Linked DNA regions of Homo sapiens: region 2 is linked to region 1. The links are chromatin loops, found by intact Hi-C in ENCODE. Cell type or tissue: sigmoid colon. All regions are shown on one strand. Each heading gives the region's core, and the rest is flanking DNA. Links, peaks and the distances in the headings are about the cores only. Region 1 has its middle 17 kb from the start of MIR4486. Region 2 has its middle 9.5 kb from the start of HTATIP2.

What was found. Hi-C counts contacts between places; a loop is a spot of excess contacts. Peaks named below come from ENCODE experiments on the same cell type or tissue, not always from the same donor. Only the 100,000 strongest peaks of a DNase experiment are listed, where the experiment ranks them.
Region 2: it touches region 1 in a loop (5-fold over the local background); 16 of 110 quality-filtered maps call a loop at or near these places.

Annotation. Positions count from the first base shown.
Region 1 is chr11:19,555,554-19,560,935 of GRCh38, reverse strand. It overlaps a transcript of NAV2 not described here. Among named protein-coding and RNA genes, the nearest start is that of MIR4486, 17 kb to the left of the region's middle. In sigmoid colon, for the core only: a CTCF peak has its summit at 3,085 (motif pointing left); a DNase peak (open chromatin) is centred at 3,075; H3K27ac peaks cover 156 bases.
Region 2 is chr11:20,351,558-20,356,939 of GRCh38, reverse strand. No RefSeq gene overlaps it. Among named protein-coding and RNA genes, the nearest start is that of HTATIP2, 9.5 kb to the left of the region's middle. In sigmoid colon, for the core only: CTCF peaks have their summits at 1,500 (motif pointing right) and 2,897 (motif pointing right); no DNase peak of the experiment used is centred there.

The DNA.
Region 1 (5,382 bases), core at 294-5,293:
TCCTGAAGAAAGAAGCCTGTTCAATTTTGTTTAACCCAGAGTTTCTCAAACTTATTTATCTTTGGGACCTTGCTGTTGATGCACTTTCCTCTTGCCCACTTAGTGTGTACTGACATGAGCATTTCTTCTATCTGGTCTACTCTATTCATTCCCAGTATAGCTGTAGTTCCTGAAGTCACCTGAATGTGCAACCCATTATCTAGACCAGACACTCAGAAAGATGGAGTAGCTTACCTAAGGCCATATAGCTAATTATTCTTAATAGTCATAAACCAATATTTGTATAGCAATAAAGCTCATATTTGTACAGTGCTTTAGAGTTTTCTATAAACTTATATTCACAGCATGTTGTTTATCAAATGTGATAAGAGCTGCAATGTTGTTGAAGGCATACTCCACATCAGGGCTTTTACAGGTATGACCTCAGTGGCGCTTCACAGCAGACATCTGAGGCACATTGCTCGTTATAAAGGCGAAGACACTGAGGCTCAGAGACTCCAATTAAAGTGCCCAAGGTCACACAGCTGGCAAGTAGCAGAGCCAAGACTTGAATCCAGAAAGTTTGATTCCAAAGCCATCCCCAGTGCCCCGCACCCCAGTGAGAACTTGTTTTCTCGCAGGCAGGAAGCAGATGTCTCAATAGCTGATAACCTGGGAATCTCAGGGTTTGTCTAAAGCTTGTGATTAGTTATCAGATTTCTCAGGAAGCACATCCTTACTCTTTTTTTTCTCTTTTTAAGTGGAGAAATCACCAAAGGAGGCCACAACATCAAGAAAATAGTCTCTTTTACCACCGATTCTGAGCAAAGCAATGAAAAACAGCTTCAACAAAAAGCTAATTAGAAAGTCATAACTTGGAAAACCACCAAATGCAATTCTGATGAGGATCAAATTTAATAAAAGCACAGCTTCTGGTTCCTGCAGCTAGAGCGAAGCAGGCACGTGAGGGGAATGGCTAAGGCAGACTCAGCTAGAGAAATCGGGATTCCAGGTACACCAGGCAGCACTCCAGGCTGTCCATCTATCCGCCCCCAGGGGGAGAAGGGCTCAGGCAGCTTACTGAGAAGGGGGCTCTGGAGACACTCACCAGGGGCAGACCATGAAAACCAGACTGGCCCTGGGAAAGGGAGAGTGCCAGAAGCTTCCGAAGAAAGCACTTCCCATCCCCAGGCTCCTTTCCTGTAACAAGGTTCCTGGGAGTTTCCTTACTGCACAGATGAGAATGGCTTGTCATTAACATTCACATCAATAGACGCTTCTTGAAGACTTGAAAATGGCTATTGCCTGTGGGGATAAGCATGTGACCCCTCCTGCCATCCACCCTCAGCCACCCTAGTGCCAAGGAAAGGAAGCATGAATACAGATTCTACCAGCAGTAGACACATTCTGAACAAATGAAGTTCAAATTAAAATCTCAAAATAATTCATGCTCCCATAATGCTTTATAGGTGATAAGATGCTTTCTTGGGCATTTCCTTATTTAGTCTGTGCCATAATTCTATTTGGTGGTTGTCTTTACTATATCCACCTGACATCACACAAGGAAAACAAGGCTCGGGGGTTAAATGACTTGGCCAAGGGCACAGAGCTTACAACAATGGTGCCATAGGAGAATGGGCTTTTAATTCAGAAAGACCTGGGCTTCAATTCTAGCTCTGTCCTTACCTGACATGTGATCTTGGGAACAATCTCTGTAGCCGAGGCACCTCAGTCTCCTCAGCTGTGAAGGTGGCTTCCATGTATGGAGGACTTTCTGTGTGCCAGGCACTACTATAAGTACCTGTGGTAGGTGGTTTGCAAGATGGCCACTAATAATTCCTCCCATTCTTGCATGTGCAAGTCACTCATCTCATCAAGAGGAGAGGCCTGTGTCTCTCTTCCTTAAATCTGGGCTGGCTTTGTAACTTGCTTTGACTTATGGAATATGGTAGAAGTGACTGCTGTGCCAGCTCCCAGGCAAGGCGGTAAGAGGCTGGGAACGGCCTTTAGTTCTCTTGGAGTCCTGCGCCACCATGTATAGGGCAAACACACTTGACAGCAATAACATAAACATACCCTGAGAATGGCCCTGTATGGCACCTGTGTGGGACTTGAATGTGTGTTCCGAGACAGGGAATCCAGGGATGGCCAACACAGACATTCATTCCTTGTCTATGAGAAAACATCCGAGCCCCCAGCCTGTCCCATGGAACACAGGCTGTACAGGGGATTGAAGCCCCAGGTTTTGGGTTAAGTGAATGTTGCCAGGTTCAGGTCATTCAGGGAGGGTGTTAAGTGAAAATGCTCTATAAATTGCATGCTGTTCACAAGCAGCTGTGGCTTTTCTGCCTAGCCTGCTGCCATTGGGCCATAGGAAGGTGGTTTGACTGTCCAGTCCGCTGCCACTGGATTCTCTCCCCTGTACATAAGCCCCTAGTCAAAACCCATGTCTTGTTTGTTGGCTCTGGGTCTCTTTTTCAACCTCTTGAACCTGATGACTTCCCTATTGAGGTGAGTAGGGGTTTGGCACAATGCCATGTAAAACCATTCTGACTCTCGTGCTGGAGAGAGAGGCCCTGCCAGCCTTTAGCTGAGGTGCCATGCATTTGAGGAAGCCCTCTTGGCTCATCCAGCCCTACTGGAAGTGCCCAGCCAACATCACATGAGGAAGCGAGTTGCTGTCCCACTGAGCCCTGCCCTAATTGCAGAATCGTGAGCAAATACGTAGTTGTTTCGGCTTGGTTTGTTTCGCAGCAATAGATAACTGAAAAAGTGCCTAATGTGTATTCATTTAGTCCTCATATCAACCCCATGGAGAAACTGAGGCACAGAAAACTTAAGTAAGTTATCTAATAAATAACAGCAGGTTTTAAATACAAATAGGCTAACTATCCAGAGCCCACGTTTATAAGCACCACGTTATACTGCCCCTTCATAAAAAGAGCAGTACCTCTCAGAGTTATTAAAGAGATTGTCCCTCCCCAACGTTCATCCCACAAGAGCACCCCATCTTCCAAAGAGGAGGCTCCACATGGACTCACATGATATTCACCAGACGAAGTGCCCTCTGTCATTCTGGCTCGATGCTGCCCCCACGTGGCCACTGACTGTCCAAGCCTTCCGTTTGGACACATCCTGACTGCAGGAATGCAGCTTGAGAATCTGCCATCCCTTCAGCCACCTCTTGATCCCACCCTATGCTTCTCACCTGGAAGTGCAGCCCCAGTTCTGTTCTGTGTTCGGTGTGGATCCCATTTTAGCCAAGGCTTTTCGCGTTCACTGCTTATAGGGAAGCATCCCACCTGAAGCTCAAGTTGAAGTGTGTCTACGTGACCACATGAGCACTGATAGGGCCCCTGGGAGACAGAATGTCCCTGCCTAAGCCATCAGCAGACTTGTGGCAACCAGAAGTTCCAGTTTTCTCATTCAGAGCCTAGAGTACCATCGATTGTCCATGAATTGCATAGACAACATTTAATCAAGGGCAGATGTACTTCAGCAGGAGAAACATTCATGTGAAGAGATTACTTCACAGTGGCTAAAATAAATCAATTCTACAAACAAAACATTCAGTTTACTCATCGTAAGCCGTAGATTGCCAGGCTCAGTGGATCTAACAGGTAAGAGTCTGGGTTTGAATGATACACCTCGGTTCAAACTCTGGTTCCATCATTTGCTGACTGTGTGACCTTGGACAAGTCTCTTAACCTCCGCTGGCATCAATGTCTTCACTTGCCAAACGGCTACATTAATACCATGTCTCTTGTGGAATTTAACCTGCGGGTTAAATGATATGGCATCTGAGAGCACTTACTGCCTTATCATCCAGTGATCTAATAAGCCTGAATTATATTTTCTTTGTTCATTTGCTTATTTAATTTTAAAATTCCTTGGTTATTTTACATGATAGAAGCAATGCATGTCTATTATGTAAAATTTTGGAATTAGAGAGAATAAAGAGAAAGAAGTAAAAAACTCTGATACAGAGATTTTTAAAATCAAGGTCCATAAATCCCCTAGAAGACTAGTAAGAATTTCAGAGAGTACATGAACTTGGATAGGAAAAATGACGTTTTTATTTCATGATCTAACCAAAATACAGCATGGTCATTTATTATGAATTTTGGCTTCAAATAACAGTAGTTTTAGCTATATAGACAACTTTGTCACTGACAGAAACTTAGACATTTTTATACCACATTTTAGCTATTGCATGTAATTTAAAATATTACTTGAATTCATCACTACCTTATAGGTATAGTAATTATTTGATCTTCTGCTAGATCGTGTTACTTAAGGTATTAAAAAGAAGCACATATATTGAAAAATTATTTTAACATTTTGATATCTGTATTTCAATATTATTGGTTTTCTTTGAAATTCTATGGTTTATATTTCAGGCATTTAAAAACATGCTGGTAAGCCCATAGGCTCATCAAGCTGCCAAAGGTGTCTGTGGCACAAAAAGGGTTAAGAGATCCCTGCTGTGGTTCCTCCAGCCAAGCCCATGAGCAGTTCAGATTTTCCTGCCACTCTTTAACTGTTTACTTCGTTCATATTGTTGCAGTCAGGTTGCATAGTATAATTTTGTAGCCTGTGTTGCTAACCATAAACATGTTTTCACATTGCTTCTTACACACATAATTTTTAATGGTGGCATGATATTCCACTTTGTTGATGCACCATAATTCACATTCCCCTGTGGTTTACCATTTACAATGGCTTGAACCTGTCACTTTTACAAATGACATTAGGATGAGTGTCTTCTCTCATAAAGGATCTCCTGTATTTTAGATTATTTCCTTAGGCAAGATTCCCAGCAGTGGTAGAGTGAACATTTTCAAGTCGCTGACACCCTTCCTGGTCCCCGGGGAGCTGCAAGCACATGGAATCAGCACATGGAGGATTGAAGAAGAGTGAAGGCTTTGAAAGGAGGAGGGAAGGGAGGCTGAGGAGGAGAAAGATAAATGGGAGGGCAGGGTCTGTAGGGACAGGTGCACAGGCTGTGACCCACTCAAGGGTGTCCAGCCAGGTGATAAGCACAGGCTGAACTCTAGTCAGGCTCTGCTACCAAGCTGTGCACTCAGGCTGGGGCTGGGGCTGGGGCTGGGGCTGGGTGGGCTCGAGGAAGGTACATCTTCTTCCAGGCACCATGGGAGCAGAGGAATTCACTATTGCTGAGAAATTCACTATTGTTCCTTGGTGGTGGCATCTTCTTGGGGTCTTCAGGACATACAAACCCCACACCCTCAGAGAATGCTAGAAAGAAGGAGTCACATTTTCAACCTAGAGTCCCCGAACCTTTAGTACCTGGGAAGGCAAAAATCTGGGAAGGCAAAAATGTGAGCAATGTTTACTTCCAAAACAGCTAATAAAACTTGAACATTGACCTTCAATAAGGCC
Region 2 (5,382 bases), core at 204-5,203, 800 kb before region 1:
CTGAAGGGGGACTCTGTTGAGAGGGCATGTCTTCTTTCTGATGAGGAGGGAACATGAGGGAAGGCACACAAAGAGACCTGAGGGTCCCAGGGAGAAGACAGTGAAGGAACAACCAGATGGGCAGAGGATTTATGCAAGACCAGGGCTGGATTGGCAGGGAAGCCACAGATGTCATGGTCCCTGAAAGTCAAAAAGAGGTGATGAGCTGGTATATTAGTTTCCTAAGGCTGCTGTAACAAATGACCACACACTGGATGGTTTACAACACCAGAAACTTACTCTCTCAGAAGTCTGAAATTGAAGTGTCAGCAGGACCATGTTCCCTCTGCAGGTTCTAGGGGAGAATGCTCCCTTCCCTCTTCCCACTTCTGATGGCTCCAGGCGTTCCTCGGGTTGTGGCTGTAAAACTCCCATCTCTGCCTCTGTCTTCACGTGGTCTTCTCTTCTGGTGTCTGTGTCTTCTGTCTCTTATAAGGACAATTGTCAATGGATTTAGGGCCTGCCCAGATAATCCAGGATGACCTCATATGAAGATCTTTAACTTATTTATATCTACAAAGAACTTTTTTCCAAATAAGTTCATGCTCATAGGGTGCAGAGGTTAGGATGAGGACAGGTCTTTTGGGGGGCCACCATTCAACCCACTACAGATGTTGATATGGCTTGGCTGTGTCCCCACCCAAATCTCATCTTGAATTGTAGTTCCCATAGTCCCCACATGTTGTGGGAGGGACCCAGTGGAAAGTAATTGAATCGTGGGGGCAGTTTCTCCCATGCTATTCTCATGATAGTAAGTTCTCACAAGATCTCATGGTTTTATAAGGGGCTTCCGCCTTTGCTTAGCTCTCATTCTTCTCTCTCCTGTCATTGTGTGAAGAAGGATATGTTTGCTTCCCCTTCCACCATGATTGTAAGTTTCCTGAGGCCTCCCCAGCCACGCTGAAATGTGAGTCAATTAAACCTCTTTCCTTCATAAATTACCCAGTCTCAGGTATGTCTATTAACAGCAGGAGAATGGACTAATATAGTCGGTAAACAGGACAAATATTGGTCATTTTTAAACGAAAGAGTTACTTGATGAACTCTGCACTTAATGGTTAAAGATTAAGCCGAAGGTAGTGTTCAGGGAAGAGATAAAGACAGGAGGGGGCTTCTGGTGAAAGCTCTTGCCAAAGTAACCTACGGGATGATGAAAATATGGACCGATGTAGCCACTGCAGGAAAGAGGAGGAAGTAATGCATATGAAAGACCTTATTTTTTAAAAAATCAATCTTGTTCTCTCCAACAACATGGAAAGAGCATAAGTTTTTGAGTCATATGACCCACGTATAAGCCCCAGTTTGTATACTGACTAGCTATGTACGTTTGGTCAAGCTCTTAGTTTTAGTCTTTTTATCTGTAAGTTGAGGGTAATGGCAAACCTGCTTATTGCATAGGTTTATAGCAAAGTTCAAATCAGATACCACACAGCACTGGTTGTGTGCTGTGACAGTATACCACGTGGCCACATGGTGGCGATTTGCAATTCTGACTACACATGGACATCCCTTGAAGCTTTAGAAAAATAAAGATGCCTGAGTTTGCCCTAGACCTACTGAATTAGGAACAGCAGTTTTAAAAACTCCTTGAGTCATACTGCTGCCCAGTTAAAGGAGAAATTCACTGTGGAAGGACATGGTATTAAGATATAATATCCATAAAGAAAATGAACATAGTCTTCACCTTAGAAAGACCATGTAGTGGCCTGAAGCAAACTGGGGTTCAACTCTCCTCCTTTAAAAAAAAAAAAACTTATGAACATCCTTATAAATCAGGAATTATGATTATTATGGATTCATTTTGTATTTTTAGTAGAGACAGAGTTTCACCATGTTGGCCAGGCTGGTCTTGATCTCCTGACCTCAGGTGATCCACCCGCCTCGTCTCCCACAGTGCTGGGATTACAGGCATGAGCCACCATGCCCGGCCAATTATTATTAATTTTAATATTATCACTAATTATTCAGTTTCATGTAAACATAAAACAAGTTCCAGTTTAATTCTAACTAAGAATTTGAAATATCCGAGCCTGTTTATCCAGCCACTGGGACAGGACACCCAAAGTCTACTTGCTGGGGTCTGAGGAGCTTCCTGGGAGATAACGCATCCAAACAAAAGAAAGATCCTGGTACGAAAAGTTTCACCTCATAAGAAAGATTTAGCCATCAGAAAGGAAGGAGGGTGATTCAAATACAACGTAGGATCTGTTTCTTAATGACATTTACTTCCTGAGCTTCTGCTAGTTTCCCATGGCTTTGTGTAACAGTCCTGTGGTGCACACACAGTGAACCCGAAAAACCAAAACGCTTGTTTTACTAAGGAATGAACAAAAAGCTCTGCAAGACAATGAAGAACAAGCAGCACTGCTTGGAGGCTGCCTTTAAATAAAGGAAAAGTGGAAGGAGAATGGCTGTATTTTATTCTTCCAAAAGGAATTTCCTGCAGTTTTAACTCCTCAAAGAATTCAGAGCCTTGGCCTCAGAAAGGAGGAAGAGGGTAGATGGAGGAGGGGAGGGAGAGGGAAAGAGAGAGAGAGAGAGAATGCAATGAGAACAATCTTATCAAATAACACAGTCAGACAGGGAGACATACTTCCAAAAACGCATTTCATAGATTGTGTGAGTCTTCAGGAGCAGGAGCTGAAGGGACTTCAAATGGATAAGGACAATTTCAGCCTAGGAAACCCAGGTTAAAGGATATTTTACAATTCCTGACATAAGCACTGATTAGAGTAACATACAGGGAAGAAAAACAAGTTTAGTTTATAAAGGTTTGTGTGTACAACGCAGAACATAAATCCAGATCCAGTATCACCGTCCTGCACTCCTGGAAGCATCGCAATCTTGACAGTTGCAGCTAGGAAGCACAAGAGGGCGCCAGAGAAGGTGGAAATGTTTTATTTTCCCGGGTACCATTCAGTGTTGGAAAATCCCCTTTGATCTATTTTTTTCCTTTTTTACCATTAATTCTAGTTAACTCCTTTTATCTTTATTTATAAGCATGCTTACTATTAGTTCTCTTGGCTTTTTTAAGAAATGGAATGACTATGAGCCTTAAGTTTATTGGCTAATATTTCATTATTAACTTGGTTAAGTTGAGGGGTGGGATAGTTCACAAGTGAAAAAGCTAAAATAAGTAAGCAGTTTGGGAGAATGCAGAAGGGAAAGAAGTTGCTAGTGATGGATTAATTAAATAAATTAACATTTACTGGTTGGGTGCCCAGTCGTGTGTTAAACCCTATGGGTAGAAAGATAAAATGCACTCACAAATTTTCATCGAAACATCAGAAGTTAAAATTTCATAATACCTTATTTTCCCTATTTGAAACTCTCCTTATCCTCTTCACCTCTTCATCTGTTAATCTCTTCAGAAGAACTATCTGTAATAGTTAAGCACAAAGGCTTTGGAGTAAGACAGCTGAGTTCAGTTCCCAGTTCTTTCACTTTCTGGCGATTAACTTCCTTGTGCCCTACTTTCCTCGTCTGTAAAATGGGATGATAACAGCACCAACCTCATTGGGTGGTGTGAAGATTAAATGAGATCATCCACGTAAAGTGCTTGGAATTGTGTGATATTTAAGAGTGCAGTCTCTATTATTATTACTATTATTTGAGACAGTCTCTGTCACCCAGGCTGGAGTGCAGTAGCTCGATCTCAGCTCACTGCAACCTCAGCCTCCTAGATTCAAGCAATTCTCCTGCCTCAGCCTCTTGAGTTAGCTGGGATTACAGGCATGAGCCACCACACCAGGCTAATTTTTGTATTTTTAGTAGAGATGGGGTTTCACCACGTTGGCCAGGCTGGTGTCAAACTCCTGACCTCAGGTTATCCTCCCACCTTGGCCTCCCAAAGTGCTGGGATTACAGGCATGTGCCATCACGCATGGCTAATTTTTTGTATTTTTAGTACAGATGGGATTTCACCATGTCGGCCACGCTGGTCTCGAACTCCTGACCTCAAGTGACCTCCCGCCTCGGCCTCCCAAAATGCTGGGATTACAGGTGTGGCCTGGCCTTTTTTTTTTTACTTTTTTCCTTTTCCTCGAGAGAGGGTATTGCTCTATGGCCCAGGCTGGAGTGTAGTGGTTTGATCATGGCTCACTACAACCTCAACTTCCCAGGTTCGAGGGACCCTCCCACCTTAGCGTCTGGCATAGCTGGGACTATAGGTGGCACCGCCATACCCAGCTAATTTTTTTTTTTTTTTTAATAGAGACAGGGTCTCACTATGTTATCCTGGCTGGTCTGGAACTCCTGGACTCAAGCAATCCTCCCACCTTGGCCCTCCCAAACTGCTGGGATTGCAGGTATGAGCTACCATGCCTGGCCCGCTATTTGTTCTTGTTCAGGTACTACCCATTCGTAGGATTCCAACTGCAATAATAAATTCAAACAACTACAGAGCTGGAAAGGAAATAATATCTAATCTAATTCTCTCATCTTATAAATGAGAAAATGAAAGTTTGCCACTTGCTAGCTGTGTAAGATGGAAAAGTTCTTCACCTTTCCAATCCTGTAAAAGGGAATAATGAGCCTCAACATTCTCTTGAAGCTGTTGAGAGAATTAAATGAGGTAATGTACATAAAGCTGTCAATATCACACAAAGTCACTGCTCAGTTCTTCCATACTAGGGTATGGTAAAAAAACAAAACAAAACAAACAAAAAACACAAGACACTCCAGCCAACTACAAACCCTAGCCTTTCAAGAAAAGATGGTCAAGCAGTTTCAGATTTTACAATCATCCTTCTCACCAAACCAAATGAATGACACCCGGAAAGACTATGCAGGCTGTACTCACACAAAGGAAGGGCACTCCCTCATACCTCAAACTTTAAAGTGGCAGCTGGAGATCAAAGAGCTTGGAAATTAAAACACAGCCTAGACCTCTCCCTTCTAGGGAGGAAGAAGAGTCTAGAGACTGAAAGGCAGACAGCCAGGAGGAAAAGACATGGAATGTTCCTTGAGGCTAAATTCCCTCTTGGCAATGACATTAGAAGAGCTGAGCTAAGAAACATATTTTTCTCCCAGTTTAAAAGAAAGCTGGGGAGAAGGGCTGAGGAATGAATGCCTTATTCAGTCGTCTCAGATTGTGAGCAGAAGCTTGGGTGGGTGCAGGTGAACATCCCACTAGAAAGCAAACTCCATGAAGACAGGAGTTGTATCTGTTTGGTTCATTACTATATTCCTGCCACCTGGATTAGTGCCTGGCACTTGGCGGATGCTCAGTAAATATTGAGTAAATATATCGAGACACTCCTTAGAGTAGGGAAAAGTGCAAACCTATTTTTGGAGCTTGGGGAATGCAAAAATAAATTTTAATGAAATTATATATATTTTCTT